Regions from separate parts of the Homo sapiens genome. Here region 2 is linked to region 1. A link is a loop called in an ENCODE intact Hi-C map of the cell type or tissue named here. Cell type or tissue: dorsolateral prefrontal cortex. All regions are shown on one strand. Links, peaks and the distances in the headings refer to the core of each region. The heading gives the core; the rest is flanking DNA.

Region 1 (15,841 bases), core at 3,600-11,599:
CACCCGGAGACTTCTCTAGAATTCCAATTTGTGCAAAAATGAAAGGGCTGAGAAACATGATTGGCTAGTGGACTTGTAGAGAATAAAGTAGGTTTGTATGCTATAGAGAGAGGAAAGATCTTCAGATCATAGAACTCTGTAAGAAAAATCCAACCACAGAGAGAACACATGGACTCCCTAAACTCTTTCATTTCTTTGGTATTTCAAAGTGGTATCAAAAAATATGTATTTTTTTCCAGACCGGTTGCAGTGGCTCATGCCATCCCAGCACTTTGGGAGGCCAAGGCGGTCGGATCACTTGAGGCCAGGAGTTCAAGACCAGCCTGGCCAACATGGTGAAACTCTGTCTCTAACAAAATTACAAAAATTAGCTGGGCATGGTGGTGCACACCTGTGATCTCAGCTACTCAGGTAACTGAGGCAGCAAGACAATTGATGAACCAGGAAGGTGGAGATTGCAGTGAGCCGAGATCATGCCACTGTACTCCATCCTGGGCAACAGAGTGAGACTCTGTCTTAAAAAAAAAAAAAAAAAAAATTTCCAGCATGTTTTGTGGGTCAACAGCATGGTATGTGTGTTGCTGGCGTTTATCTGTCCTAGGAATTCTTAAAGATAAGCATGGCTCTTCCTATCATCTTATGCTTTAGAGGAAGTCATTCTTTTTTTTTTTTTTTTTTTTTTTTTTCTGAGACAGCGTCTCACTCTGTTACCCAAGCAGGAGTGCAGTTGCATGATTAATGCAGCCTTGACCTTCCAGGCTCAAGCGATTCTTCCACATCATCCTCCTGAGTGGCTGGGACCACAGATACATGCCACCATGCCCAGCTAATTTTCTGTAGAGATGAGGTTTTGCTGTGCTGCTGGGCTCAAGAGATCCTTCTGCCTTGGCCTCCCAAAATGCTGAGATTATAGATGTGAGCTGCTGCACCTAGCCGAGAAAGTCATTCTTTAAAAACCCTTCTCTTTAGCCTAGATGACTTCCTTGTAAAATCCTATGCACTTACTCATTCGGCAAACATTTACTGAGCACATACGTACCAGGCAGCACGTAAGGTATTAAAGACACCACTGTGAACAAGCAGATGAGATCTCTAATGTCTGGTTCCATAAAGGAAGATCTTTTCTTCTTCTCTCTTCAACCTCCATAGAAATGGAACCCACTAAGTCTAAAATAACAGACCGAACATATGGCTTCCTTTAACTATTCCCGATGGCAGCATTTTACTTGGTTAAGATGAGAGCCAGAAATATTTCGTGTCCTACTAGTGACAAATAATGTGGTTTCATGGATAAAGCACTGGTTTCAGTCTAGAGATCTAGTTTCTTACTTTTGCTATCTTTTATTACTTAAGTGTATGAAGAATCAAATAAAAGCCACCTCTTCAGAGACCTTGTGGTTTAGAATTAGTGAATTAAATATAGTGGTGACCTGGAATTGGTTCTCCCTGCTCACTAGAGCTGATTGTTAAAATTTCATGAACTTTCCAAGTCTGTTGATGTCACACTGGTAGCTTGAAACCAGCCATGATGGGAGTATTTACACCACAAAATAGGCAAATGCTAAAACCCGGGGCTTTTATTTCCCAGAAAGCCAGTTGTTAAACATTTCCCTGCGCATCACTAACTAAAGGGAAGGGTAAACACCCTGATGGTGAAGGGGAAAGTTTGGAAAGACATCAGCATATACATGGTCAAAATGAAGGAAAAGAAGCAAATTAGTACATGAGATTCCAGGCAAGATGTATCCTAGAGGCTAATTTATTATATAGGGATGATGTTCCTCTCTTTTTCCTTCATAGCACTGGTTGTCATGACATTTCGACCCAAAACATTGTATTTTATTTATTTATTTTTTAAAAGAGACAGAGCCCCTCACAGAGTCACCCAGTCTGGAGTGCAGTGCTGCAATCAGAGCTCACCACAGCCTCAATCTCCTGGACTCAAGAGATCCTCCCTCTTTAGCCTCCTGAGTAGCAGCTGGAATTACAGGCATGCACCACCACACCTGGCTAATAGACTCAGGACATTTTCATGTAACCCTGTGGACTTTGTTTATGTTCTTTACTCCACTAATGACATAGGCTGTTAGTAAACAAAACAAAAAACATTGTAAGAATAAAGAGTATTGTGTTTAGAATTTCAATACTCCATTGCTGGGCCAAAGAATATTCCTAGAGTTTCTGTGGAATTGCTTCTACTTTCATTATTGACTGTCTAAGAATTACAAAATCACTGGTATTGTAGCCATTTCAGAATGAAATGGGTGAAGATGCACTCAACAGAATTTGTGATAGATCCAAACATAAATTGATGAATTTTATCTTGCTTGTAATTTTGGAAAGTGAAAAAAACTTGGTCTGAGAAAAATGATACTGGTAGAAGAAAACCTGATGACAGCTGTCACTAACTACACCCAGTCACACTTGTTATGATGGAACAAGTGACGGAAGCATCAGTCTTACAAAATTCGGACATTCCAAATGTAACCCAGGGAATTTGGAACTTCATAGAAATAATGAAAACAGCCAACACCTCACAGAGCAGGAATCTTAAACAGTAAAGTTTCACGAAGACAAAAATCTTTTTGATCAATCATGTCTCTTTTACAAAGTTTACAAGGAAAGTATTCATCCCTAAAACTATTTTCTATAAAATTAAAATTAAATGAATAGCTATATGAAAAAACTGTCATACCACACACAAAATCCAAAGCTGCCAGATTACAACCTCTAATGAAAAATAATCACCTACATAGACTCTTTTACCATCATGGACAGAGAGCCTTGGAAAAGAAAGCTCTAAACTCAACTGCTAACAGGTTGATGAGTAGACCCTGAGGAAGTCCCAGTGTGTGTGGCTTCTTTGTCCATGGGATTCTGTGGATTACGGGCTGAGGTGGCTTATGACACCTCTGCACTGTATTGCATGAAGTTACTGCACACATATGTTGTGTGACCACTGATCACATGGAGCTTTTCGAGTGAGGAGGTTTGGAAATATTGTTGACCCTTGAACAAAACAGGTTTTCAAACTGCACTAGTCCATGTATACACGGGTTTTTTTCAATAAACATATTGGAAAATTCTGGGGGAGATTTGCAACAATTTGAAAAAAACGCACAAGTTGTGTAGCCTAGAAATACTGAAAAAAATTAAGACAATGCTAGGTATCTTATGAATGCATAACATACGGGTTAATTGGCTGCTTATGTTATCAGTAAGGCTTCTGATCAATAGTAGGCTATTTGTAGCTAAGTTTTGGGGGAGTTAAAAGTTGTACTCAGATTTTTGACGGCTCAGAACCCTTACCCCATCCATTGTTCAAGGGTCAACTGTATGCAGACTTTTCAATGACCTTGCGGGTAGCCAAGGGGAAGCCACCCCTCTTTCCCTGCTCAATCATATTCCAAGTGAGTTGAGTCCATCAGCCCTGAGGCCTGGGCCACCGGTGCAGGAGAAGCCATCAGTCAAGAGAGGAATAAGGGATGCCTGCAGGGGTGGCGAAGAGGGATGCCTCAGGAGGCTAATTCTTAAATGGCCCAAGGGGGAAAATGAGGGCATTGGATAGGAGGTGAGAGAAGCTTCCTACTCCAGAAAGAGAGGACTTTTTTTTTTTTTTTTTTTTTAGACCTGGTCTCTCTCTGTTACCCAGGCTGGAGTGCAGCGGAGCGATAATGGCTCCCAGCACCTTTGACCTCCTGGGCTCAGGCAATCCTCCTGCCTCATCTTCCCAAGTAGCTGGGACCCTAGGCACTCACCACCATGCCTGGCTCATGTTTTTGTTATTATTTGTAGAGACAGGGTCTCCCTATGTTGCCTGGGCTGATCTTGAACTCCTGACCTCAAGTGATCCTCCCACCTCAGCGTCCCAAAGTGCTGGGATTACAGGCATGAGCCACCATGTCCAGTCAGAAAAGGAGGACTTTCTAACCAGCAGAGGAGCCCACCTGTTGCCCTCGGGTGGTCACATGGCCAGTAACTACATGGGCACCAGCAGGGCTTCTGTGGTGTGGACAAGGTGAGAGTTTCTATGAGTCTGTGAACCAGTTTTCCAAGGAAAGAAGGGATGGACTTCCACCAGAATTAACCCCATTTACAGGCCAGTCCTGTAAGTGGTAGAAAGGAGTTTTAACCACCGCACCTCACACCACCTTGTTAAAAAAAAAAAAAAAAGGTTACTCTTAGAAAAATTGAGGCACTGGACATTGTTCCTAATTACATTTTTAAAATACTTTTTAATTTTTTTATGTGAAAGATAGGGTTTCACTATATTGTCCAGGCTGGTCTCAAACTCCTGGCCTCAAGCATTCCTTCTGCCTTGGCCTCCTAAAGTGCTTGGGATTATAGGCATACGGGCATGAGCCACAGCACCTGGCCAACAAGAGTTTTTAAATAGGATTAGGACCAGGCGTGGTGGTTTACGCCTGTAATCCCAGCACTTTGGGAAGCCAAGGCGGGAGGATTGCTTGAGGCCAGGAGTTTGAGACCAGCCTGGGCAACATAGGGAGGGAGACCTGGTCTCTACAAAATAAAAATAAAAAGATGAGTTGAATGTGGTAGCACACACTGGTAGTCTCAGCTATTCGGGAGGCTGAGGTGGGAGAATCACTTGAGCCCAGGAGGTTGAGGGGCAGTGAGCCGTGACTGCAGCAATGCACTCCAGCCTGGGCAACAGAGCGAGACCCTGTCTCAAAAACAATAATTAAAATTAAAATTAAAACACTGTTGTTGAGTAAGGGGGCTGGGAATACAGTTCTTTCCATATGACTTCTTTCTTTCTCGTAAATTAGCTTGTCTTTTCAATGGAAAGTTTTCATGACCTTCAAACTTAAAATTTTTTTTTAAAATGACTGTTGGGTGAGGGAAAACCTGTGTCAAACAGTGATCCAAGACACTTTAAAAATTTCTTTCAATTCACATAGTTCGAATTGTCAAGTCTGATCCTGGAATAACATTTGTCTGTCCAACGTGTAAAATATTGAGTAATACAAAGATAATTATGGAAATATTCAGAGAACTTCCCTGGACCCAGACACAGAGCCACCTCCATTTCCTCCTACCTCTCTTAGAAAAAAACAAAAAGCATTAAAAGGAGAGATGACCTGTCTCCCTGGGAGCTGGTTAAGCGACCAGGCAAAAAAAGTGAGATGCATTTCTTAGATTCGGACTTGACCTGACAGGTCCTCTAGGGTGAGTCACTTTTTCCTATTTCAGTCAATTTGGCTGTAAAATAATTACAATAACGAGGTCTTGTTTACTGAGACTGAAGTCCGTGCTGCCCGGCCTCATTTAACGGCTAGAAAGAAAAACTGAAGGTTGTGATTAGAAAGCTTCTGTAGCCAACCTCATGCAGCACGGAGATGAGAATCCAGGACTTGAGTACACTAAGTGTCTATTAAGTCAGAACTGTGAGTAGTGGAATCCAATATAATTGCTTTTGCTGCTTCTTTTGTGGGTTTGCACTTGTGACCTAAAGTAAATAAAATAGCATAAAATAGGAAGCTGGGGTGGGGGCAAGAGGAGAAGAGATTGGGCCGATGTTGGTCAAAGGATACAAACTTTCAGTTCAGAAGGAGGAAAAAGTCCAAGAGCCGTATTGTGCAACACGGTGACTGTAGTTAATACCAATGTATTGCGTATTTGAAAATTGCGGCCGGGAGCGGTGGCTCATGCCTGTAATCCCAGCACTTTGGGAGGCCGAGGCAGGTGGATCACTTGAGGTCAGGAGTTCAAGACCAGCCTGGCCAACATGGTAAAACCCCACATCTACCAAAAAATACAAAAATTAGCCAGGCATGATGGTGCACGCCTGTAATCCTGGCTACTTGCAGGCTGAGGCAGGAGAATCACTTGAACCCTGGAGGCGGAAGCTAAAGTGAGCTGAGATGGTGCCACTGCACTGCAGCCTGGGTGACAAAGTAAGACCCTGTCTCGAAAAAGAAATACAAGCAAACAAACAAAAAAAAAAACGAAAAGAAAAGAAAATTTTCGAAGACAGGAGATTGTAAGTGCACAAGTGCACTCAGAACAAAAAAAAGCATATGAGGTAATGCATATGTTAATTAGCTTCACTTAGCCATTCTGCAATATGTATACCTATATATATCAAGATGTCATGTTGTATACCATAAATATATACAATTTTTACTGGTCAATTAATAAAATAAAATCCTTCCCCCAAAATAGGAAGGTTACGTTGGACTAAAGAAATTAAGAGAAGAGGAGAGGAGCGGAGGGGATGGGAAGGGTGGGGAAGGGACAGTAGAGGTGGGCGGGGAATAGGCGACGGGGGAGGGCAGAGGAGGGAACAGGCCTGTCCTTAATCCTTCTCAAGCTCTGTATCTTGCCAAGATCTGGCCTGTGGCCCGGCGCAGCAAAAGCTGGGAAAATGCCAGTGACTCAACCCAGTTCCATTGATCAGTGAAATGGAAATCGGGGACTCTGTGTTTCAACCCCAGTCAGCCAGCCCACAGCCAGGGTCCAGGTGGCAGCCTCAGCTCCTGGCCTCAGTGGCTGTCAGTAGAATGGGTTGGGGAGCCAGCCTCCAGCGGTCTCACATAGCAGGCAGGCAGTGCAGCCTGGAGCCCAGCCAGGGGACGCAGGAATCCTTTCTGCTTTTTAAGGACAGACTTTGCTTTACCACAGCAGTCGCTCTTGGGGCCACACGGAAAGCCACCACTGAGTTTACTATAAAGTGACAGAGGCTGGTGTCTCTAGGAGAATGAGGAATAGTCACTTCCTGCCTTTGTCCATTAGCGCCGACCAACGCGACCAGCTCCGTTTACATTCTTTCAGTGGTGTTGTTGAAAGGGCTTGGCAGCTCCCAAATGTTTGCAGTGTCCTTAGTCCTATGAGGGCTGCCTTCTTCTTCTTCTTCTTCTTTTTTTTTTTTTTTTTTTGCTAGCTTTTAGCTAGTATCTGGAAACATCTACTGGACATGTTGGACTCATTTTCTCAAGAATCCACTTTACCCTTCAGGGAAGCCAGGAAAAGAACAAGCTTCCAACCGGTACAAGTCTGGAGGAATTTCACAGCCTCTCAAACTACGGTACCCTTTTTGTTTCTTAGTCTAGCCTGTTACTGGGATGGTTTTAGGATGAAGCTGCTGGGGTGACATCTGTGGGGAGGCATGGGGAAGCGCAGGTGAAGAGAAGTTATCGTTTTAAATGGTATTAAATTGCTGTCAATATTGAGTCAAGGTGTCTAAGGTTATGGTTTGGGGAAGAAAACTATAGCTAACTATAGCTACTACAGAAAGATCTTAAACCAGAACTCTTTTGGGGCCCTGAAGAACTTTTTTTTTTTTCTTTCGAGACAGAGTGTTACTCTGTCGCTCAGGCCAAAGTGCAGTGGTGCGATCATGGCTCACTGCAGCCTCAATCTCCTGGGCTCAAGTGATCCTCCCTCCTGAGTAGCTGGGACTACAGGAGCATGCCACCATGCCCATCTATTTTTTTTTTTTTTAATTTTTTTTAGAGACAGGGTCTCGCTATGTTGCCCAGACTAGTCTCAAACTGCTGGATTCAAGTGATTCTCCTGCCTTGGCTTCCCAAAATGCTGGTCATGAGCCACTGCACAGACCAAGAACTTTGTTTTTCTGGCCAAGGACTTTATTTTTTAAAATAATAATAAGCTATGTACTGTCTGCTTGAACTATTGGATGGCCACCAGCATTTAATCCCATGGGATGTACCTGCTGCTGCACCTGGCAGTGTGTTCCTGTCACCTGCTCTCATTTCCCTCTTGGAGCAGCTTATGAAGGAGAGATGCCACCTGCATCTTTTGAAATGTGATGGATCTGCCTGCCCTGAGCAGAATTCAAACTGGATGGTGAATTGAGGACTGCTGGAGGTTAAAGGGTACACATGAAGTTTTCAGGCAGCTAATTAAAATAAACTAGTACATTTCTGGAACCTAAACTGCTCCAATGCTGTAGGCAAAATTCCCTGTCTGCCCTGGCTCATCAGAAAGAGTTTGTATATGGAAAACTTCAGAACAGAACAAAGGAACTTAAGTCTGGATGAGGAATGAAGTCTTGGCTCTCGTTTAGCAATTCCTGAACTGCCAGGTGACATCAAATCCCCTGCCGAAGAAATGTCTGAAATAAAAAGAATTCCAGACATTAGGCCTGGTTTAAAACAGGGTATGCTTTTTTATTTGTGTGCTTCTGGGTCTAAACAGGTCATGGTTTGCTCCCCAAGGTGACAGTGTGGCTCCCATTCCGTCCCTAGTTCTGAGCATGGCACTGTGATTTCTTTCTGGAGTTGCTCCAACCTGTGGCCTTTTGCTAATGAGTGATGAACCCCAGAACCTGAACTTCTAGAGTCAGCAAAATTGCACACTGCCTTCTCAGGAGGTTTCTGGAACATTGGCCTTCATCCCAGCAGGATCACAAGTGGAAAGAAACACAGGGAAGACCCCGTCAAATCTTTAAAGTGGCCACAGCACGGAGCACTGACACAAAGAGACGATGGTTCTGGAAGGAGGGGTGGGATGCTCTGTGTCACTATTGTTTTCTAGATGGGATTCCGTGCACAGATCATCACAACTCACTGTGAGTGCAAGCAGGGGTGTAAATCGTGGGGCCGAAAAAAACCTTTGTGCAAAGATCCTTGCTCACTCACTGATATGCACTTCTCAGCTATAGATTCATGCTTTTCCACTTGTTGAAACGTCCCTAAATATCGCCCTCAATGTCCTGTTTGTGTCGCTGGCTCTCTGCCACTCAGCTAATAATGAAACAGCCTCAGTGAACCTGCAGCAGCAGCTGCCTTAGCTTCAGTGCCTACCCACCCCTGCAGCTGAACCACTTTGAATATTCCTTGATGGTGCAAGAGACAGTCTCACTATTCCCTTCACTGGCCTTCCTCTGTGTCCGTCACGGTTGGCATGAGCTACCTCCTGTGCATGTTATGGCGAGAAGGGATGAATGAGGAAAGACAGGGTGGTTTTATACTTGATCCTGGGACAGTCACTGGGTAAGGAAGGGTTTGGGGTTGCTCCCCCAGGCCCCCCTCAATGCGTGAAGGCCTGAGCCAGGTCAGCTGGCAGAGGTGTGTGTATGTTTAACTTAGAACTGAATGTTGAAGGCTTTGTGACCCAAAGGGAAGAATTATTGGGATCTGATGCCCTAGCAGGGGAAATTCCAAGCCCAAAAAGCTACAGTTAGAATTCAGAACTGTGTTGTTACCCTGCCTCTGAGTTTTCCTCTACGTTCAGCTCCCCTTTTGTGGATGATCGTGAAGCTGTTTACATGTTGTCCTCTTCCGTGAACTGATCCCTGTAAACAGTGACAGGATTTTATCCAAATATTTCTGATTTCTAAGGGAAAAATAGAGCAATTTCTTCCCAGTGCCCTTCTGTTGACCTTGCCTGGGGGAGAGGCCAGCAGAGCTAAGGATGACCTCACCCCCTTCCAGCAGGATTTCCTGGGATGTACAGAACCTCCTTCTTCAGCTGTCCCTCTGTGATCAGCCACATTCAATCTATAAACTTCCAGTGCAGATGATGGGGACATCTAATATTGGGTCTGTTCACATTTCAGCAGGAGGTGAAACACACAAAGTAATCATTAGGCTTCCTGAAGTCCCAAGGACCTTCTACGTCAGTGGCAGAGGTGGGAGGTGGGCTGGCGAGGTGGGGCAGTCTAGGAACTGCGCTGGTGGGGACAGGAAATTGGGCTGAAGGGAGATGTAAGGCCTTGGTGGGAAATAAATGGCACTGTGTTGTTGACGGAAAAAGATCTTGGCAGGACTGTTGTTGTGAGTGTTCTGTGGCTTAGAAAGGAATTTCCTACAGGCTGGACTAACCATTAAAAATGTCTCTACCTTCAGGAGTCCCCGGCGTGCAGTGGAGCCTCGCTGGGGGAAATGACAGCTTGGACCATGGGCGCCCGCGGTCTGGACAAGCGAGGAAGTTTCTTTAAGGTAAAAGGAAGCCTTGATTGGGATCTCAACTCGTCGGCTTGCTGCCTGAGCCTGGGAGCTGCGGTGCTCCATGGAGCTGCTGAGGGAAGTCTGCTCTCTGAGCCAGCACCGGCTAAGGGAGCTTGCCCGAGCCCAGCTGCTGATTGTTACCAGGGCTTATAACAGGTTGCGGGGTCTGTGATTTAGTGCTTTCATACAGGCACAGGACTCGGGCACGGAGAGGGGCCGTGCTGTGCAAGACGGCTGAGGCTGTCTTTATTTGAGAGCTGCTCAGTTTGTCCTTTTTCAGCTGCAGGGTTTTATGGTGGAAGCTGTACTTTGCTTTCCAGTGAATCAATGCTGTCGTCCATGTGTTCTCTCCTTGGCTTGTTTGTATGAATCACTGAAGGGCTCCAAAACAAACAAACAAACAAACAAACAAACAAAAAACAGCTTCCTGGACCGCACCTTAGAATGATGAAATATTATTTTCTGGTATATTTTATCAAACATCCCCAAAGGCTTCTTATGATAATGAGGAAGCATGATTATAACTGTCTAACTCTTCTGTGTTCATATTGATGTTAATGGGACTAAATTACCTTGCTAGCTTAATGAGATAAGATTTTAAATGGGTGTTTTATGTACTCTGTGTGTGTGTATTTAATGAAGACTTGGTGGTCGCTTCTGATTTACACTTGGGAATCAATTCCCCTCTTGTGGCTTTTTGCTTTGTTTCCTTTCATTCACCCTCGAATTAAGGCATCCTCAGTATAGAAAATTTTGAAAATACAGAATTATGTTTAAAAAGGTAGAAAAATGGAGGTAAAATATGCACTTGAAATCTGTCATAGGCAGTGTTCCAACACCAGGTCTTGTCCTCAGAGGAGGAAGACGGAGGAGATTTTATTACCGAGGACAAGTGACTATGTTTAACAATTAACCAACCTTTATGGGTTGGAAGTATCTATTAACACTTATTTACATGTTTCCTGTTTCCAAGAGACCAAAACTGATATATTGTGTCAACTGTTGACTCTACAAAAAAAAAAAAAAAAAAAAAAAACCATCAGAAGAACCTGCTGATAAAGCAAAGTTCATGAGATTTACTGAAATAAGGAAGAACATCACCAGGACACAGTCTTATTCATGTCTAAGCCAGGGGAGATTAAGAGGCAGATTTATAGGATTCGGGGATCTAGGCCTAAGTCCTTCAAGCTGCATTTTTCAAGGTGGAGAACTAATTTGATTTCAGTGACGTCTATGCCACAATAGCTTGGGACTGGTGGATACAGCAAGACTAGTATATTGAAGTGGCTCTTGACAAGTAAACCCTTGTTTGATAAGTGAGCTGTTTTCCCAGGTGAGCAAATTGCTTGCCAGGACAAATTAGTGTGTAGACATTTCCTGCAACAAACAGTGAAGTTATTTATTGGTTTACAGTCTTAATTTTCTGGGCAAGAAGATCCTGGAAGAATGAGTTACGTTATGTTGACACAGATGGTCTCAATTATCAATCCTAATAGTTAAGCTTTGTGGACAAAGTAGTCTCAGTTCTCAAATGATTTACTCAGTTTTGATCAAACCTGTATAACCTCCACCCATTGGAGGCAAATGAGAGTAAGGAGCTCCTCAAGTCCTCTGTAGATCAAGAGCTAAGCCCACCAGGTTGCCCAATTGTCATCCTCCAGGTTCCTGAGTTGCATCTGATGCTGAGATATTTATTTCCCCCTGTTAAGAGGGATGATCCAAAACCTCTCCTTAACCCAAAGCACTGTCTAGATCAGCCTAAATATTGGCTAGTCCATAATTACCACCTTATGATGGTCAGGAAGCACAGTGGAGCCGTATCTTACATAGTAGTTAGATTTTAAAGTCAAGGCAAAAGAAGAAAATGGAGGCCAGCCATGGTGCTTCATGCCTGTAATTCCAGCACTTTGGGAGGCCTAGGTGGGCGGATCACTTGAGGTCAGGAGTTCGAGACGAGCCTGGCCAACATGGCGAAACCCCATCTCTACTAAAAATACAAAACTTAGCTGGGTGTGGTGGCCTGCACCTGTAATCCCAGCTACTTAGGAGGCTGAAGCAGGAGAATCGTTTGAACCTGGGAGGTGGAGGTTGCAGGAGGTTGCAGTGAGCCAACATCGCACCACTGCACTCCAGCCTGGGCAACAGAGCAAGACTCCATCTAAAAAAAGAAGAAGAAGAAGAAAATGGAGTATAAAGTTGCCTTTGAACATTTCTTAGGAAGGTGCCCTGAGGGGCCCAATGTACTACCTATCATCAAGTCCATTGTAGCCAGTTTTTCCTGCAGTTCTAAGAAAATCATATTTGTTTTTATTTGAGTTTTCAGTGGGACAGCAGTTAAGTCATTGACTTGTATTTCTGGGCTATGCTATAGGAAAGAACCAATCAGGTGAGAGGTGAGAGGTCTGCCTGACCCCGCCAAGGGTGAGATCTGCCATGTAACCTCTCCTGGGTCAAATACCCATGAAAATATTGGCAAAGGCACCTGCACTATTTAACTTGTCTGTAATTTTGTGTTTTTGGCAGAGTTTAAATTGTTTAATTCATTAATTAATTAATTAATTTATTTTGAGACGGAGCCTCATTCTTTCACCCAGGCTGGTGTGCAGTGGTGCGATCTCGGCTCACTGCAACCTCTGCCTCCCGGGTTCAAGCGATTCTCTGCCTCAGCCTCCCGAGCAGCTGGGATTACAGGTGCCTGCCACCACACCCAGCTAATTTTTGTATTTTTAGTAGAGACGGGGTTTCACCATCTTGGCCGTGCTGGTCTCGAACTCCTGACCTCGTGATCCACCCGCCTCAGCCCCCAAAATGCTGGGATTACAGGCATGAGCCACCACGCCCAGCCTTGTTTAATTTATTTAAGTCAGATGCTCCATGTAAATGATATAGTTACTTTATACTTCTTTCTTTCCTCTTTCTTTCTTTCTTGGAGCTCCCAGGCTCAAGCAATCCTCCCACCCTGGCCTCCCAAACTGCTGGGATTACAGGCGTGAGCCACCGCACCCAGCCTCCTTCCTCTTCCTTCTAGACATGGTTATTCTTTGCTGTAACAATTATTCCGTAATTAGTCACCAATATTCACATGTAGTTCTCTGTGAGGAGAAGTGAACTGCCCTTTGGACATTCAGTACTGATTCTTTGCAGGTTCATTTGTAACAAGCTGGAGGGGAGTTCGGTGCTGAGATGGATTGTCACCCAGTGGCCACCTTCTGGGACCCACTGGCCCTGCTCTGACTCACCATGCTTTATTTCAGTTCTCACCTATTAAGCGCCCATGAGCAGCCAAGCTCTGTACGTGGCCAGGGAGAGAAAAAGCAGAAGCCACCCCTAACCTCATGGAGCTTTCAGTCTGGTAGCAAATAAAGATATTAATCAAATAATCACAGCACCAGACACATAATTATAAATCATGTTTTAAAAATGCTTCATGGGAGATGTAAAAGGAGCCCTGAGAATATATAACCTAATCTGGGGTTCCAGAGAAATCTTTCCCAAGGAAGCGGACTTCGATTTGAGAGCTGAGGTCGACATTATACCATTTAGGAAGATGGTTGGAGCTAAGTTTTGGAGTGACTCTTGATGCTACCGCAACGCACTTCTCAGCAGATACCAGTGATGCCATACAATTGGAGAGGATGCTTTCATAAAGCGTGAGGTTTCCTGGTCACATTCTTGGCTCACAGCTGAATTCCACATGAGTATTATCCCTCTCTTGGCTATTAGTGCTCACGTGACTTTGTGTAAAGCACAGATAATTGGAAGGCAATCATTGGACCTCTTTTTCATCATTATCCTCCCCATCCAGTTTGTGTTTCTAAGCCAGAGTTGCTAACCACTAGTAGTTAGCACTACTAGTGATTTGTGGTTTCCCATCTGTCCTGGCTCATGGACATGACTCAGATAGGCTGGAGGACATGAGGTGCGTGGATAACACACAGATTATCTGAGCATTCTGGGATCACTGAGATGCCCTGTGGTTACTGTGGAATCGCATCCCAGAAGCTCCGACCACATCCATCCATGCAGATAAACCCATTTTCCAGGCACTCACAGCACCATTGTTAATTTTCCACAACCATCTGGGAAAAGTGGTATCTTCCTGCTCCACAAAACATATGGCAGAGCCGGGCGCCATGGCTCACACCTGTAAATTGTAGCATTTTGGGAGGGCAAGGTGGGCAGATCACTTGAGGTCAGGAGTTTGAAACCAGCCTGGCCAACATGGTGAAACCTGTCTCCACTGAAAATACAAAAATTAGCCAGGTGTGATGATGGGCGCCTGTATTCCCAGCTACTCAGGAGGCTGAGGCAGGAGAATGGCTTGAACCCAGGAGATGGAGGTTGCACTGAGCCAAGATGGTGCCACCACACTCCAGCCTGGGCAACAGAGCAAGACTGTGTCTCAAAAAACAACAAAAACAACAACAAAACACGTGGTGGGGAGAAGGGGTAACACCCTACACATGGTAGCCAAAGTTACCTGCTTTTAAGTAATAAATGTGAACACCTACTGCTATCACATTTCAAAGGTACATTGAACGAAAGAGTTTGTATAAGAAAGATGTCATCTAGGCTGGGAAAGCTATTGGTAGTCTTGAATTAGGGGCAGAGATGCTCAAAGTTATCTTTGATCCCCGCTTTCCCTGAATCCCATAGTTACCCCCAAGCCACCCCCACTCTCCCTACCATCCAGGCTCCCAATGCTGGCAAATCCTCCTCTTTAAAAAAATTTTTTTAAATTTTTAAATAACTTCTCTTTTTAAAAAAATAGAGATGGATTCTCTGTGTTGTCCAGGCTGGCCTCAAACTCCTAGCTTGAAGCAATCCTCCTGCTTTGGCTTCCCAAATCCCTGGGATTTCAGGCATGAGCCAGCACCCCTGGCCTAAATCCTCTTCATGTCTCCAAAGTCCTTGCCTTTCTTTCCTGTCCTATAACCACCTTTCCTGTCCTATATCCTGTCCTTGCCCTTCTTTCCTATCCTATATCCACTTGGCTATTAGTGCTCATGTGACTTTGTGTAAAGCAGAGATAATTGGAAGGCAATCATTGGACCTCTTTTTCGTCATTATCCTCCCCATCCAGTTTAGGTTCTCATTCTTTCATTTGGTTCTCCTTCTTCCATTGTGGGCATTATAAATGATGCCTATAATCCACCCACACCAACACTGTACATGTTTCTACTGATCCATGTCACCTGCTTGAAGACCCTGGCTCCTTGCTGGGCACAGGACCAAGTCTGTACCTTGACATTCAAAGATTTTCAGGCTGTGCTTCCACTTTCCCGGAACTCTTCCTCCACCGGTCCTGCCTCTGCAGCATCGTGAGTCTCTCCTGGGGTCCAAACCCACCAATCCCTGCCTCCAGCCTTGCCCACCACCCTATCCCTTACCCCTCCCCACCATCAGCCTCCCAACCACCCTTCCAGGCTTTAGACCCACTTCATCCACTGACAACAGAGCTCACATGGGCTGGGCTGGTATCTTCCTTTAGTTTTGTCTGAAGATCAAACTGTGGGAGAAATGTTATGTATGAAGGCCTAGCTGTAGTCTCAATGCAGTGCCAGGAAATAAACTTCAATTCATAACTCTGCCATAAGGGATTTGTTCTTTCCATTTGTCATCACGGCTATGATCCTGAGAGGGATCCTCTTATAGCAAAGAATGGTGCCAGAAGAGAACCAGGGTGAATTGTCCGGTCGACAGTTCTAATTTCTTACCGGCATACCTTTGGGCTTCCTGAGCAAGCCTGCCCTCCCCAGCCTCAAGTGTGTAGAGTACCCCCTTTCTAAGTGGCTGCCTTCTAACCTTCCTTGGCCTCTGGGACAGGGTGAGAGTTGAGAGTTGCTCTTACTAGACCAAGAAGAAAACATGTTTTAGCTTACAGGGATCCTACCCTCCCGGGCCTC
Region 2 (15,841 bases), core at 5,364-13,363, 52 kb before region 1:
TTATTAATCATTTATTATATTACACACATTGTGCTAAGAAGTGCTTTTTCATGAACTATTTCATTCAATACCCATTTTACAGATGAGGAAACTAAGGCACGGGTAACTAAGTAACTGCTCAAAGTCACACTCTTAGTGATTCCCTGGGGTGGCCCTTCCCTGTTTTCATAGTCATGGAGCCATAGCAAGGATGTAATTAGCACATCATATCCATTAGCTTCTTCTGCTATAGATTCAAGTTGAAAAGAGAGTAAATTTAAGGAAAATTCACAATCCTGTCTGATAGTTGGCAGCAAGCATTGGGAAGGCAGTACATGAATGACTGGTGTTTAGGAAACACTGATTTATAAGATTTGTCATTCTCTCTGCTTTAAGTCATCTATTAGCTTAACCTCTGTTCAATCCTTATCCTGGTTTAACTTCTTAGCAAACATCCTGCGCAGGACAGGCACGGAGGGAATCTTGGGGCCTACTCCTGTTTGGTGGCAATCCATCAACTGTGGCTCCTGTGTGCAGGCATTTAACTATTTTCTTGTCATCCTCTTAGGCACAAATTTTTTTCTTGCTAAAAAGGTGTCATTATTTGTCAACTCCCTATTTGAAATTCAGATCCATGCAACAGTTTTTTTCTAATTTTATTTTTGTTATTGTTGGTGGTGGTGGTGGTGGTTTTTCTATTCGTTTGGTTTTGGGTTTTTTTTTTTTTTTTTGAGACAGAGTTTCGCTCTTGTTGCCCAGGCTGGAGTACAGTGGTGCAATCTAAGCTTACTGCAACCTCCGCCTCCTGGGTTCAAGTGATTCTCCTGCCTCAGACTCCCGAGTAGCTGGGATTACAGGCATGTGCTACCATACCTAGCTAATTTTTGTATTTTTAGTAGAGATGGGGTCTCGCCATGTTGGCCAGACTGGTCTCCAACTCCTGACCTCAGGTGATCTGCCTGCCTCGGCCTCCCAAAGTGCTGGGATTACAGGCGTGAGCCACCACACCCCGCCTTTTTCTAATTTTCTAGTCTAATAGCCCTGCGAAGTACATAAGGAATATGGCTAAACTGACATAGCTTGTCTTGGGAAACCCAAACTGGACCCTGGGCTTGACCACGTTTTGGCTAAGATACACCATCTTGCAAAGAATTCCAAGAGCAATCATCTCTCAAATGGCCCTGGAGCCCACAGCTTCATAGCTGGAGAAGTCTACTGCCTTCTCTGTTTTTGAAGCCAAGGACCAACATTATCTACCAGCTTTGTCCAGCCCTCTTTAATTCTCCTGAGTGCTTGAAGGTGATCACAAATAATCTCACATGCATTTAACTTATAACCATAGTGTGGCAGTGAGTCCTCCAGATTGGAAAAGAAAATGCCTATAGAAGATCCAGGTACGCCCTTATGACCGCCAAATTGACTTCAGGATCCAGTCCCGCTTTTTAATGCTGGTCTCCTCTTCCTGTCTTACAGCCTTTAGGTGTTCAGCTGATGTAAATTAATTGCTCCCATTGTCAAGGACTTTAGTAGGTTTGCTTTTCTTTTTTTCTTTTTTTTTTTTTTTGCTGCTAGTCAACCACATTGTGTTCCAAAAGTACCTTTAAAAAGGTATTTTATGGTTTTATTTAGCTTTGTTTTATTTGTAAAATACCCTTCTCCTGGGCTGTAGGCTTCTAGGCATTATTCACACAGATCCAGCACACTGTTTGGGGTACACTTAAGCCTCTAGAGCCCTTACCCATATTTGCATGCTGCCCAGCTGTGAGTTCATTGCAAAGGTGCAGACTCACCTGCTTGTGATACCTCTCCCTCTTAGCTACTGACTTATTTGTGGTGTCAGAACCCCATTTTCAAGAACTTCCCATTCTGTTTGATGGGAACGAGGGCACTTTTTATAGACTCCAACTCACCTTTAAACTTTGTGAAATCTCTGTTTGTAAACCACAAAATTTATCAGCACAACTGAGTTTCCCATTCCTAGCTTTTGTGAACATAAGGATGACATAAGAATTTCCTCTTACAATGCCTCTCACTTCCACTTCCCCAATCAGTTCCTCCCCGTGAATCGGAAGTAAGTTGAGAATAGCAGCTCCACCCACAGCTTTCTGATCCTTCTGAGGGCTGAATCTGCCCACAAGTTAGGTCAAGTGTGTGTCAGAAATGGTTTTTATCACAGAGACACTATGAGAATATGTGCGGACAGCTGAGTCTGCCACCTGTCTTTCTGCCTGATTTCTGCAGCAGGAATGAATCACTCACTTCCTGCGTTGATGGTGGCTGTGGCATCCTGTCATCACAGTAGCCCTTTTATTCTATTCCTCCATTCATCTCCATTATCTTCTAATATGAAAACCATTATGTAGGTGCATAGATTTATTTGTCCTTGACTTAACAGAGACAGCTTAGTACTCTCCAAAAGAAAAGAAAAAATATGTTTCTTATGAATGGAACATGATAAAATATGCCATCTCTTGGTTGCATTCTAACCGAGTGTCCCATTCCCTGTGATCTTGCTGACTCCTAGGAAGTTCTGCAGAGCTGATCATTTCCTCCACCATCCTAGGTCCATTTTTGCTTGTTCTGCTCTGTATGATCATTGGGATGGTCCAACCGGCTACGTCGTCTGAGGCTCCCTTTGCTAACTGGCTTCCTGCTAGGCTTGGTTTGGCTCATGTGAAGCCCTGGTTGATAGGGTGGGTGGAAGGAAAGGAAAAGCCAGGGCATTTCACCACGTTTAATATACTAATGATTCAAATTTGTGCCTCAGCAAACATGCAGATTACCTGGGATCCTCAGCAGAGAATAATAGCTACCTCTGGAAATAGTAGGCTCATGAATGCTAAGAGGCTACTGAAATTGCCACCTATATGATGGGACGCTTTGGGTGAGAGGTTCATGGAGGTTCTGATTGATTGGGTTCTTGAAGAGTACATGAGCATTTTCCTGGCAGATCTACTCATGACAGACATCCCAGGAAGACAGAAGAGAAGATGAGCAGTTATGGAAACCCAAAGTTGTATGGCGTGCTTGCAAATTGGATTAACTTATTAATTTGTAGGACTTTGGGGGCATGATAGGAGATGAAGCCAAAAAAAGAAAAAAAAATGGATTGAATCCAGTATATGAAGGACCCTCTGTAATAACTATGCTTTCTCCCAGGGGTGAGTTCACAGGAGCAACAGAGAGCTCTAGAGTGAGGAGGGTGGGAAGAACAATTTTGTATATCATCTACGTTGTATACTGGGCTTCTATAGGCTGTTGTGTTTGATGAAAGTGTGCCGGCTTAAAAAGTTCAAAAATCCACTGTTGTGACTATAGGAAATGTATTGGTCAGGGTTTTTAGATGCATACTAGAGAATCGCCTCTAGCTGGTTTAGGCAGGGAGGGGTACTGAGGAACAGAGTTCCCAAAGTCAAGGGATGGATCAAGCAGTGGGGTTTAGGCTGGGCTTCCCAAGTGACTCCCAGAATGGCCCACCAGAATCAGCCCACCAAGGGGTTGGCCACTACGGAAGGGGTCAGGAAGCTGCTGAATTGGGAGACCCCCTCAGGGCTGCTGCTCAGAGCAACTCCAGCTCTGCCATGGCCCCTGACCACAAAATGATGCCCCTGACTCTGTCTCATTCCCTGCATCACTCAGTTCCCAACAAAGCCTTGTGGGAGCCCATCTGCGTGGTAGAATCTAAATCACGTAGCCATATCCCAGCAGCAAGGAGGCCAGAAAATGAGGTTTCTGTTGTCTTATTTTTGCATCGTATGTTGGAAAGACAGAAATTATCCTGAACGACACTATCAAAATACGGATTGTGATCAAAAGATTTGGGGGATACCCAAATGATAGCAGTCCACCTCAGGAAGACATATTTTCCAAAGGAAGGGAGAGTAGGATGAAATTTGCATTTTAAAATATCATTTTTATGAAACCATTTGTTTTTTAGCCAAGGCCAATCCTGATGACTGTGTGAGGTCATGAGACTGCTGGTTTCTCTAACTAGCTTCACATTTTTTTTTACCAAGTTCTCTAAAGCCAAGCTAGCTTTTCATTAACTTTTATGCCAGGCCTCAAATCTTCTTTTACTTACATGGCATGACCTTAGAATCCTTTCTTGGCCTCTCTTTCATGCTTCATTCTTGTGCAGTTTGGTGAAGACCCCCTGCACTCTCAGGTGTAGCATCTTCCTGCCACATGAGGGATACCTTAATAATATGACCATCAGCCACAAGCCTCAGCCCTTTCCAATGTCATGTCCCACAGTGCATAACATACCAGCAAATGTTTATCACAACCTACTCAAGGCCAGTCATTCAGTTTCCAGGACTCTCAATGAGGTTGGGCCGGAATTTCCTGTTGCTGTGGAATAAAGCATGAACAACTGCCACATGATGTGTTGCTAAAATGAATGCAGTATCATTAGCATGGTGGACACTGTGATGCACCACCAGATGCCCCTTAAGGAGGGACTTGTTGCCCGGCTGCTGGGAGTGCTGACCATGGGGAGTCTATAGCTGCCACCAGCCCCTGCAGGGGTACCTTGGCTGAAGGGGGCTGCCTAGGCAAGGGTCATGCCATGCCCAGGGATACCCACATCCAGCGATGACTGATGCTGGTGGGGGTACAATGGCATAGCCATCTCACCCCACCTCGGGACACCCCTATAAGGTTGACTCATCCTGAATCCTGAACCTCATCTCCATGTCCCCGTGTCCACTCCTGCTTCCTTCCCATTCCACAGGCACTGATCCCACGGGCGCTCCTTAATAAGTCTCTTGTACCCTAAACTCTGTCTCCAAGTCTGCTTCTGGGAGACCCCAACCCATGACCATCAGCCTCTTCTAGAAGTACACAGATGCCCCAGCATGCCACACTCCGGGTAGATACTCCACCCTCCCAGGGCACCCAATTCACCTTAGAAATGTGAAGCTGCCAACTGCTCTCAGCAAGGAGATGTCTGGTACTTGGTGCTTGGAAGTAGTTTCGTTCGTCTAAAAACGTAACATAAATTTTTACATTAACATTTTTTAACCTGAAAAAATTGAATTCTAGTTAGTGATATGTATGTTAGAAGTATTTAGTGGGAAGTACAGACATCCAAGTTTTTCTTTTAAATGCACCAAAAGTAAGATGGATTGAGGGATGCGTAGAGGGAGGTAGAGATGGAAAAATATGGATAAAACAAATATTGTAAAATGTCAGTGGTAAAATCTTGGTGGTGTGTATGTGAGTGTTCACTGAAAAATTATTTCAATTTCACTCTGTTTGAAACTTTTTATTTTAAAGTATTGGGAAAATAAATAGGTGTGACTGAATAGGAAGAGTAGACCGAGATTGTTTTATGAACTGATTTCAAAGATAAAGTTAAGCCCGTCAAGTACTTGAGATTATATCAGTGTAATTTCCCTGATACATTTGAACCCATCGTTTATTTAGCAAACATTCGTTGAGCAGGTACAATGAGCTTGGATATACAGTAAGTGTTCCAGGGAGGACAAAGAAATATAAGAGCTATATTCTGCAAGTTTATTGTAGTAGATACAATAAATACATATGGAAAGTTAAATAGTAATAGTTCATATCACCCTAGACATAGACTTTTAAAATACATGGATTCTCCTTCTTATAGGAGATAGCTACAAAGCAAAACACAAACAAAAACAAATGCATGTATTGGTTCTACCATACAGATAATGTTTCTAGCAATGAATAATAACAATTATAATAATAATGATAGCAGATCTTACACAGTGTTCGCCATGTACCTGGCAGTGTTCCAAGGGCTTCACCTATTTCAATGCATTTCATCCGTACACTGTGTGGTGGTGAGAATGTATCTGCAGATTTGCAACTAAAGGGGACGTGACTGGCCGAGGGCACCACCTGCTGTGCTCTCTAATCCATCACTAAATTTCTAAGCCAGTGGCTGAGCCCAGTGGGGATACTAAGGCAAGCACATTCCCAAGGACGCAGGCGGCCTCTGATAGTCATCGCTGGCTCTGTGACTCCCAGATGGCCTTGCCAACCTTTCTAAGCCAGCATGGTGATCTAGGATGCTGTCCCCAACCTTCCTTCCTCCCCACTCTCCTTTACAGAGACAAGACCTGTGTGGCATCCCGATGGCTCTCCCCACCTCCCTAGACTGCCTCCCTCTTGCTCCCCACTGTCCCTCCCAGGGCTAATTTTTGGAAATAGTAAAAAAGACTCACCCTCAAGCACGCCTTTCAAAGGCAAACCAACCACTCTGTAGCCCACATCCCAGCCACCTCTTTCATGTGCTCCCACCCTCCGGGCCATGACCCACCAGCCCTGATCACCCCGGGGCCAGGTACCAGACAACCAGGGACAGCCCCTTCCTTAGTCCCTCAGTGCCCCAGACTGGGTAACTTAGAAACAATAGGCATTTATTCTTAACAGTTCTGGAGTCTAGGAAGTCCAAGAAGAAGACACCAGCAGGTTCAGTGTCTGGTGAGGGCTGCTCTCTGCTTCCAGGTGTTGCTGCATCTTCTGGAGGGGACGAATGCTCTGTCCTCATGCAGCAGAAGGGACAGAAAGGGCCAACTCACCTCCTCAAGCCCTTTGGTAAGACCCTAATCTATTCATAAGGGCAGGTCCCTCATGGCCTTCTCCCCTCCTAAGGGCCCCACCTCTTAACACTGTTGCACTGAGGATTAAGTTTTAACATGAATTTTGAAGGAGGCACAGACATTCAAACCACAGCAGCCCCTATGCTCCAGAGCCTAATGAAATTATTCAAACCACCCACTCCTAAGCCGGATTACCCTGCCCTACATGTTCCTCCCCACGGAAACCACAGTGAAAGCTCCCGCCCACAGTTTTCCCCTCACCTTCTGCCTCTAACAGACCTTGGTGCTTCCCTGTGTGGCCCCTGACAACGTGGCAAGCCCTCCTCTTGGGATCTGTGAGTAACAAACCGTCTTTTCAATGATAGTCATCTCCTGATATGCTGGTCTTGCCAAAACAAAATCATAATAAAACCTATATCTATATATAGATAGATAGATATAGGTTATATATATATATTTTAACTTTAAGTTCCAGGATGCACGTGCAGAACATGCAGGTTTGTTACGTAGGTATACGTGTGCCATGGTGGTTTGCTGAACGTATTGACTCATCCTTTATGTTTCCTCCCCTCACTCCCGACTCCCCAACAGGACCCGGTATGTGTTGTTCCCCTTCCCGTGTCCACATAAAACCTATATTTTTTAAAAGCCAGTTAAGTACAAATGTCCCTTGGTGTTCAGCTTTTCTGAGTTACTGTTTACAACGTGTTGAGCTCTTAAAATAGCAAGAATGCCAAGAATATTTTGCTCTCAATTACTTGGTTTTATGGTCTTACATGCACAAGGAAGAGAACAGAAGGTATCTCTATATGAGTAGTGAGTGTAGCAGTGCGCTTGGGGCCCCACCAGATCTTCAAGCCTGGGCTGGTGCCCCACCGTGTTAGGAGTGGTGGCTGCTAACTGGCCTCCCTCCCCAGGAGATTCTCCCCTATGAGATGCAAGGCAGCCCACAGCCCGTGGCTGACTAGCACAGGGGTGCAAAAGTGCAGTCCCCTCGCCCCAGTGCAGGACCAAATCTGTGTTCAAACCCCAGAGCTCCCTGCAGGCTTAGGCTGAGGTTGGCATCCTGCTGAGGTCCCATTCCCCTGCCCCCTCCTGCTTGTCCCCGTCCCCTTCTCCTGAGAGCTTTCCTCCACCACATCGCCTGCACAAGGATCCCCTGTGAGTGAGACCCCCAGTGGCCTGGTAACCCACAACTAAGCATCACATGAAATGTGGAGGGACCTTGTGCTGGGTGCAAGGTTTTCCCCTAGTGTGTGTAATGGTTATGGATCATTTAGTGACTCCTGCTAATCTCCTTAGTACAGACTGTCAGAGCCTAGTTAATGGATCAGCCCATAGGCAGCTCCCTAAATATTCCACCTATAAAGAACATGAAATAAACCACTGGCATGAGCAGCAGATTACCTACGAGCAAATTCACATCCCCTCATTCAGCTTTTTGCTTAAGTGGGAAGATGCAACTGGGACCCATTTTTGCCAAAGTGGAAGCTGCCTATGGGTGACAATAGCAGGGAGAAGGGATAGCCCATGTTTATGGGGCACTTGCTTGGTGCCAGGTACCCTGCTAAGCACAGGAAGGACAAATGGCCTAACCCAAATCGCACAGCTAGTAAGCAGCAGCATTCAGCCCCACAGCTGCAACCTCCCACCCAGTGCGACGCTCTGGTTCCCTGACAGGCTCCTCCTCCTGCCCTCCCACCCCCTTAAAAGTGGAGGAGCAAATCAAGAATACTGGTGTGAAGGGAGGCACCTCATGGCTGGCCCTGTTGGCTGTATTTAGTCTTCAGATTTCATAAATATGCAAACTAGGAAAATAGAATGATCTTCGGTCTTTTTAGTTTTTTCTTTTGTTTTTGTATTATTCTTATCTTTTGTGGTAACATGTAGACCTGACATCCCAATCTTCTGTCTTTTAAGTTGTATAATAAATAATGTTCATCATTCTCTTTAAAACTTGACTCTAGGCCAGGCACAGTGGCTCACACCTGCAATCCCAGCACTTTGAGAGACTGAGGCAAGAGAATCCAGGAGGTCAAGGCTGCAATAAGCCAAGAGCAAGCCACTGCGCTCCAGCCAGGGCAACAGAGCAGGACCCTGTGAAGAAAAGAGAGAGAGAGAGAGAGAGAAAGAAAGAAAGGAAGGAAAGAGAGAAAGAGAGAGAGAGAAAGAAAAAGAGAGAGAGAAAAAAGAGAAAGAGAAAGAAAAAGACAGAAAGAAAGAGAAAAAGAGAAAGAGAAAGAAAGAGAAAAAGAAAGAAGAAAGAAAGAAAGAGGGAGGAAGGAAGAAAGGAAGGAAGGGAGGGAGGAAGGAAGGAAGGAATGAAGGGAAGAAGGAAGGGAGGGATTTCCTAGACTAACTCCCACATTGCATCTATCATTTTCTTCATGTCTGCACTAGTAATTGTGTAAATTATAGCACATTGTTTTGTTTATATACATATACATATGTGGGTGTGTGGTGGTGGTGAATGTGTGTATCTATAGGTATGTGTGTGGAATGTATATAAATCTTCTTTATTGTTTGAAGTGCTCATGTGTAAATGTTTTTGCCTTCAACTTCATTAAAATTTTTTGAGGGCAGAATATTTTAAAGTCTTCAATAACAATCATTATATTACTTTAAACGAGATCAGATAAAAAAGGACATAAATAAAGTCTACTGAGTTATAAAAGGAGTAAACCGAATTTCACATCATTTACATGAGGCAATTAAAAGATCAGCATTTAAAAAGCTATACTCTAAGGTAAATAAATCAGTACCTGAAGGCAAATGGTAAGGAAATATTTAGTTAACAGAAAGAAGTCAGTTTATCTCAAAAGCCGTCTTCCCTGAAATTCGGGCCTGCATTGCTTTGCTTAAGTAACAGCAAATATGAATGGGAAGTTGAGTGGATGCTCAGAATTATTTAAATTTTTTCAAGCTTTTTTCAAGCACTCCGTTTAGTGAACCAGGCTGAGTAGGAAAATCTCTCCTCTCCATGAACTTGTTTAATTGCAGAAAAGCTACAGAAGGAAAGGTTCCTGGCCAGAAGGAGAGAGTGCATCTTGCTCCTCTAAGGATGACAGTCGATGAGGGAATCCAGGGTCCTTGCCTGTCACACATTCCTCTGAGCTCTGGGCACTGTGCTAGGACCGGGACTGGCTGCCTTTGTTCCTTTGGGGCATGGCCAGGCCATCTGGTATTCCGGGCTACCAGATAAGTCGCCCTGTTCTGCATCCCAGAGGGAGAGTTGAGCTCTGCACCAAGCACTTAGGGACAGAGCAGTGGTCTGAGCTCAGCCACTTTTGTTCCCACGACTGGTATCATCTGGTGACATCAGATGCTGCACAATCCATGTCGACTGCAGACCACTAGGCAAAATGGGTTACAGAATTAATGCACTGAGTGCTCCAGCGATTATAACACTGAACATAAGAGATCCCCATTTCTTCCAGGTAAATTCTTGTTTCAATTAACTAAAATTTGAGTGAATTCATAAGTGACTAGTTCCTCATGACGCCATCGCACCAAAACTAAATTAAAGGATTAATCCTCAATTTCCACATTAGTAACTTAAATATTAGAGCATGAAAAGATTTGTAATTCTCATTACAGATCACTGGCTCCTTCTTCAGAAAAATTGGACTAATTAGATCTAACTTAATTCCTCACAGTTATGTCCCTACTTTAATTGGAATTACATTAAATATTGATAGTAAATTAAAGAATATTTTCATGGATAGAATTTCTAATCTACCAATTAGGAGACCATGAGCTCTCTCTCTCTCTCTCTCCATTTATCTAAATCTTTCTTCATTTCTCCTATTAGGGTTATATAATTTTGAACGGCTCTTATGTTTATTGAATTATGTAATTCTCATCTATTTAATTTTTGTAGCTGTTATGATAGAGGAAGATAATGAGTTTCTGTTCCATTACTAACATTAAATAATGCTGTTGATTTTTACGTTTATAGGTAACATCCTATAATCTTGCTGAACTTAACTATTTTCTTAAATAAATTTTTGTTGATTTTTGCCAAATTCAAGGTATATAATCACATTATTATAAAAAGCAACAAAAATGCATCAGAGTCTTAGTGACAAGTATTAATTTTAGAGGAATGGGAAGATATTGAAAGAGCCTCATCCTGGCCACTGCGCCATTGTATTAACTACCATTTATTGTATATCATGTGCAGACACCTCCCCTAAAGCTTTATCTATATAATTTCCATACAACACTGCTGTAAGATGGGTACTGTAATGATCCCCATTTTGCAGATATGTGTGGAAACTAAGCCTCAGAGAGATTAAGTAACACTGAACATCACACACCGCCCCCCCCAACACACACACACACACACACACACACACACACACACACACACAGAGTGAATTACACAGCTTGGGTTTTAACCCAGCTCAGTGTGAGCCCAGAATCTGTTCATGTAATAGCAGCAAAAAGGAAATAATATACTTGAGAATTAACTCAATACACATGAACTATTCAAAGAAAATTAAAATACCTCCAGGGAAAATAAAGGCTCTGAGAAATCCACAGGGAAGCATTATCTCTTTCTTAATCTTCACTAATTTCACAAATGAGAAATAGTCTCTTGTTGTCAGTTTAATTTGCGTTTTTGTTACTAGGAAGTTTCAACATTTTCAAATTAATCACATGTCTTTTCTATCCTGTGTTTTTTCTATTCAAAATTTCTAATTTCACCATTGGGATACTAGAGTTTTTATTGCTGTATTTAAATTCATTATAAGTTAAGTATATTATCTTTTATAAATTCTTAGCAAATGATAAGCCAAGCTTTTGCTTTGCTTTTTAATTGTTTATTATATATGCTGATATACAGATAACTATTTTTAATATAATTAAATTTGTCAACCTTTTTCTCCTTGATTCTTTCTTTTTTCTCTTTCTTTTTTCTTTCCTTTCTTCCTTTCCCTCTCTTTTTCTTTCTCCATCCTTCTTTCCTTTCTTTCTTCCCCTCCCCTGTCTCCTTTCCTTTCCTTTCTTGTGGGAGTGAATGTTGAGAATTATCTTCTCAATCCAGAGATAAGACAGACATACGCCTATATTTTCATCTGGTTTCACTATTTATTGACTTAACTATAATATATCTGAAACATATTTTGAGTGGAGGGGACAAGAAAAAGAAAGTAATTTATTCAGCTGGCTAAAACAGTCACTTCACAAAAATCAGAGGGTTTTTTAATTAAAAAATTATCCTCAGATTTTAGTTAAAAAACAAAAACATATCTTCTCTCATTGGAAGGCTATTTCCATCTTCTTTTAACATGAAGTAACTTTTGCTAGTTACATTCTGACTTCTTTTTAAACAGATTCTGCAATAAGTAAGTCTAAGATCAGTCATACTACATTGCATAGGATATTGTGAACTAAGCTTGCATTTGTTTTGTGTCTTGAGGAAGAGAGATATGGCCTGGTTAATTAATTAATTTACCCAATCAAGTTTAAGAGTGATGTTAATTTTAATAAGACTGTTACTTTTTGTACTTTCTAAAAATTAAAGTATGATCTACGTACTATAAGGTTCATACATATTCAAGGTTCATCCATGTTGTAACCCATATCAGTAATTCAGTCCTTTTTATAACTACATATATATTTCATTGTATGGACATACCCTATTCTGTTTGTCCATTCATTAATTTATAGACATTTGGATTGGGTCCACTTTTTGGCTATTATGAATAATGCTGTGTGACCCTGGGAGGATCGTGTGTGGCTGTAGCCACTCCCTTTATCACTGGGATTCATGCTGGGGGCTGGAGCTGGCTGCTTCCAGTCAGGTCTCTTTCCCGCATGGCTACAGGAAATCATACTCCCAACTGTGGTGAAATCTAAACCAATGGCCTGGATGAGTCTTTTGCAGACAGGTTTGGCACTGTTTGGATAGCTTGGCAAGTCTCTGCACACCTGCACTCCGGCGTCTATTTCTCTAGTGTGGGAAGTAACTCTGGGTGCAGGGCTGGTGCTGAGGGTACCACCGCCTCCCCACACACTGGGGTCCCCGAGACTTCACCCGAGCCTCCTCTCCAGCCCCCAAACCTCCACCCAGTGGCCTGACAACACCAGCTTGTCAGCCTGGATGGCCCGGGAGGCCTCTAGGATCATTTTAAATCCATCCATGAGTGGACCAACCTGATGATTGGGAACAGGATTCCAGCAGGACTGTTGGGTGAGATTGTTTCTGCAGTGGGAGGAGCACAAATCAGAGTCTGCGCAGCCCCAGTGCTCAGCGCCTCATGGATGTTCCCTGGCATCTGTTACGATCCCCCTGTCAGCTTTAACCTTTGCCTGACAACCATGTGGTTTCTAAGGGAGGAACAAAACCGGTGAGAAAAGCTACTGTGCACAAAGTCCCTTTTGTTGGTACGCAATTGCATAAATACTTGAGAAGGAAAATGAATAAAGGCCAGGATGGGACCTCCCTCCTCATGGCAGTGAGAATAACTTGCCCTTGGGCATGCCCTGGAACCTGCCTACAGCTTTCATGGGCTAGATCCGCCGTATCATACCAGCCACAGTGTGGCGACTGAGCAGGACCTGCTGCCCACATTTTGCAGATGAAGACATGGAAACTCGATGAGGTTCCATAACCCAGCCAAAGTCACAAAACCACCTAAGTGATGGAGTTCACCATGTCTCTGGGTCCCTGGCTTAATGCTTTTCTCTACCAGGGGCTATTTACCCACTCAGAGTCTGTTCTGTCTTAAGAGAATTGCTTGGCTAGAGAAGATCCTTTCCTTCCTTCTCTCTACCACCTCCCCCTGGAGGATCTAGTTCCACCCTTACCTCTGGTTTCTCTCCTGGGCCTTTCTTCTTGCACCTTTGCAACCCTGTACCCCTTCCCTCTCCACTTTTCTTTGTGCAATATGGCTAGCAAGGTCCTCCCCTTTCCCACTCACCCTCTGAATGAATCCTATCTAAAACACTTGGCTTCAAATCCAATGGGACATTTGAAATGTACAGTACTGACATGTTTAAAGTGAGAGTAAGCAGTATCTTTAAATCAAAAGTGCTTCTGTAAATGCAAAATTGAAACCCGCCTTTCCTGCAGCAGTAAAGCCTTAGAACTGCAAAGAATTTGAAAGAGTAGCTATTTATAAAAAATATGTTAATACATGTATTTGAGGACAATTGCCTAAAATTAATATACCAAATGATAACAGTGGTTACTTCGAGGTGGCAAGATTATCAATGTTTTTGATATTCTTCTTCCAGCTTTATTGTATTCCCTACAATGAGTAGTTATTATTTCTATAATCAAGGAAAAAGCTGAACACTTTTAGTTTTAGCCAACTCCAACCTCAAATTTCACAAACAGAGAAACAGAAACTTGGAGAGAACATTCCTGGTCACACAAAGGTTTGCCAGTGGAAGTGGGTGAGTCTGGGTCTCAGGGTTTCCTTCCCCACTCCTTTTCCCTGGTGCCACACCTTGGTAAGACAGTGGCCACGCTCAGCACTGCATACTTGGGCAGCAGTTTGCGGTTGGTTGGTTGTCTATCCTTACAAGGTGCCTGATTTTCACCAGCGTGACCGTGAGCAGGCAACTTGGGGAAACACAAGTTAAAAGAAAGAGTTGTTCTTATGTTCTTTTTTAAAGCGCAAACACACATTGTCATTTCCTTTCCATAGAGAGCCCTTCCCCACAGTTTATAGGAATGCCTTATCATTGTTGACATAGCCTGTTCATGGGCTTCTGTCAAGGGTAAGTCCCCATGCCCCTTAGCCAACCAGAAACCACTTCTGTTAATTGAGGAATTGTCTTTACATGCCCTTACGTTCAGTCACGCCTTGAAGTGCTGGGAGAACATCTTCATCCAGGATGGGCAGTGAGAGACAAAGCCTTGAATCCACACAGTTCCATTTCCTGGGGACCCGTAGAGCATTTTTCATGCATGTTCCACAAGCTCCTTTCATGGGCACCTCATTATGCTCAGAGTTATCCAGAGCAATTGATGAACAAATGTCTTTTCTTTCTAGGAACTCACAGATTTCAAATCTTGAAAACTGGTTAAGAGAGTTTGTTGTTGAGAGATGAGACATAACCCACATGTAAGAACGTTTCCATCATCTCCAGTGTGGACTTTTGTCTCACTTTTCTCTTTTTTCTTCGGCCTCTCTTATTCTCCAAAAGTTATCTGTTCTTTAGGGAACATTTGATCCTATGGGTCATTTTCAATCCCTCGTTAACTACCCGGCAAGGACTTTATTTTCTTTTAGAGATAGGGTCTCACTATGTTGCCAAGAGTGAGAGTGAGAGTGGCTATTCACAGATGTGAACATAGCACATTGCAGCCTCAAACTCTTGGCCTCAAGTGTTCCTTCCACCCCAGCCTCCCAAGGACAGTAAAATCCTTTTGAAAAAATCCTTAGCCGAGTGAGGTGGCTACAGGCGTGAGCCACCACACTCGGTGAAGGGTTTTTTCAAAAGGACTTTACTGTGATTTTTTTGGCAGTGCTGGCTTGAACATGAATTGGCTTTTGTTCTTTCAGTTCTATTGAAGTGAATTAAATCTATAACCTCACCTGGAGTTGGGAGTAACAAACGCAGCCCCATAGATTTTGCCAGCTTATGGAATTAAAAAGGCCACCATTGAAATGACGATCTGAACCATAAAGGCAGAGTCTCCTCTTTCCCTGCTATAAAGTGTTCATGTTTATTTGGGGGATGATCCAGGCATCCACACTGTAAAGGGGCTTATCATGTGACAAAAGTGACCTTTTCAAACACTGAAACCTGTGAGAGCATCCCACAGCTGAAAATCAGGGAAGGGAACTGGGACCAATGAGAAAAAGCATTTAAGGATGCACAGGGCTAGGCTGGCTTGCAGGCAGAACTGCCCTTGTACCTACTCTGTGCAGGTCCTGCTGGGGAGCTTTGTCAATATGAAGGCTAAGTCACATGAGGAAGCTGCAGAAGAAAAGTTTGAAGCTAACAAAGTTAGTTCATGAGATTTAAGAAAAGAGGCCATCTGCAGGTGCCAGTGGAGAATCTGCAGCAAGCTGTCCAGAAGATCTAGCCAAGATAATTGATAATTGCAACTCACTACACTAAACAACAGATTTTCATTGTAGATGAAACAGCCTTTTGTTGGAAGAAGATGTCATCTACAGCTCTTATAGCTAGAGAGAAGTCAATGCTTGGCTTCAAAACATCAAAGAACAGGCTGACTCTTGTTAGGGGCTAATGCAGTTGGCAACCTTAAGTTGAAGCCAATATTCATTTATCATTCCCCAAATCCTAGAGCCCTTCAT

The links. A loop is a pair of places that touch in the nucleus more often than their neighbours do. Peaks named below come from ENCODE experiments on the same cell type or tissue, not always from the same donor. Only the 100,000 strongest peaks of a DNase experiment are listed, where the experiment ranks them.
Region 2: it touches region 1 in a loop (4-fold over the local background); 19 of 110 quality-filtered maps call a loop at or near these places.

The regions. Positions count from the first base shown.
Region 1 is chr20:19,879,733-19,895,573 of GRCh38, forward strand. RIN2 (Ras and Rab interactor 2) reads left to right here. Exons shown (of 13, transcript NM_018993.4): 3 at 9,834-9,926. The coding sequence starts at 9,870. Among named protein-coding and RNA genes, the nearest start is that of RIN2, 130 kb to the left of the region's middle. RefSeq lists an enhancer at 6,008-6,508. In dorsolateral prefrontal cortex, for the core only: CTCF peaks have their summits at 7,103 and 8,369; DNase peaks (open chromatin) are centred at 5,619, 6,479, 8,759, 9,939 and 1 weaker place; H3K4me3 peaks cover 5,635 bases; H3K27ac peaks cover 6,250 bases.
Region 2 is chr20:19,826,283-19,842,123 of GRCh38, forward strand. The region is part of intron 2 of RIN2 (Ras and Rab interactor 2); the gene reads left to right. Among named protein-coding and RNA genes, the nearest start is that of RIN2, 76 kb to the left of the region's middle. RefSeq lists a silencer at 2,139-2,308 and an enhancer at 12,097-12,598. In dorsolateral prefrontal cortex, for the core only: a CTCF peak has its summit at 9,729; a DNase peak (open chromatin) is centred at 9,739; H3K4me3 peaks cover 803 bases; H3K27ac peaks cover 5,923 bases.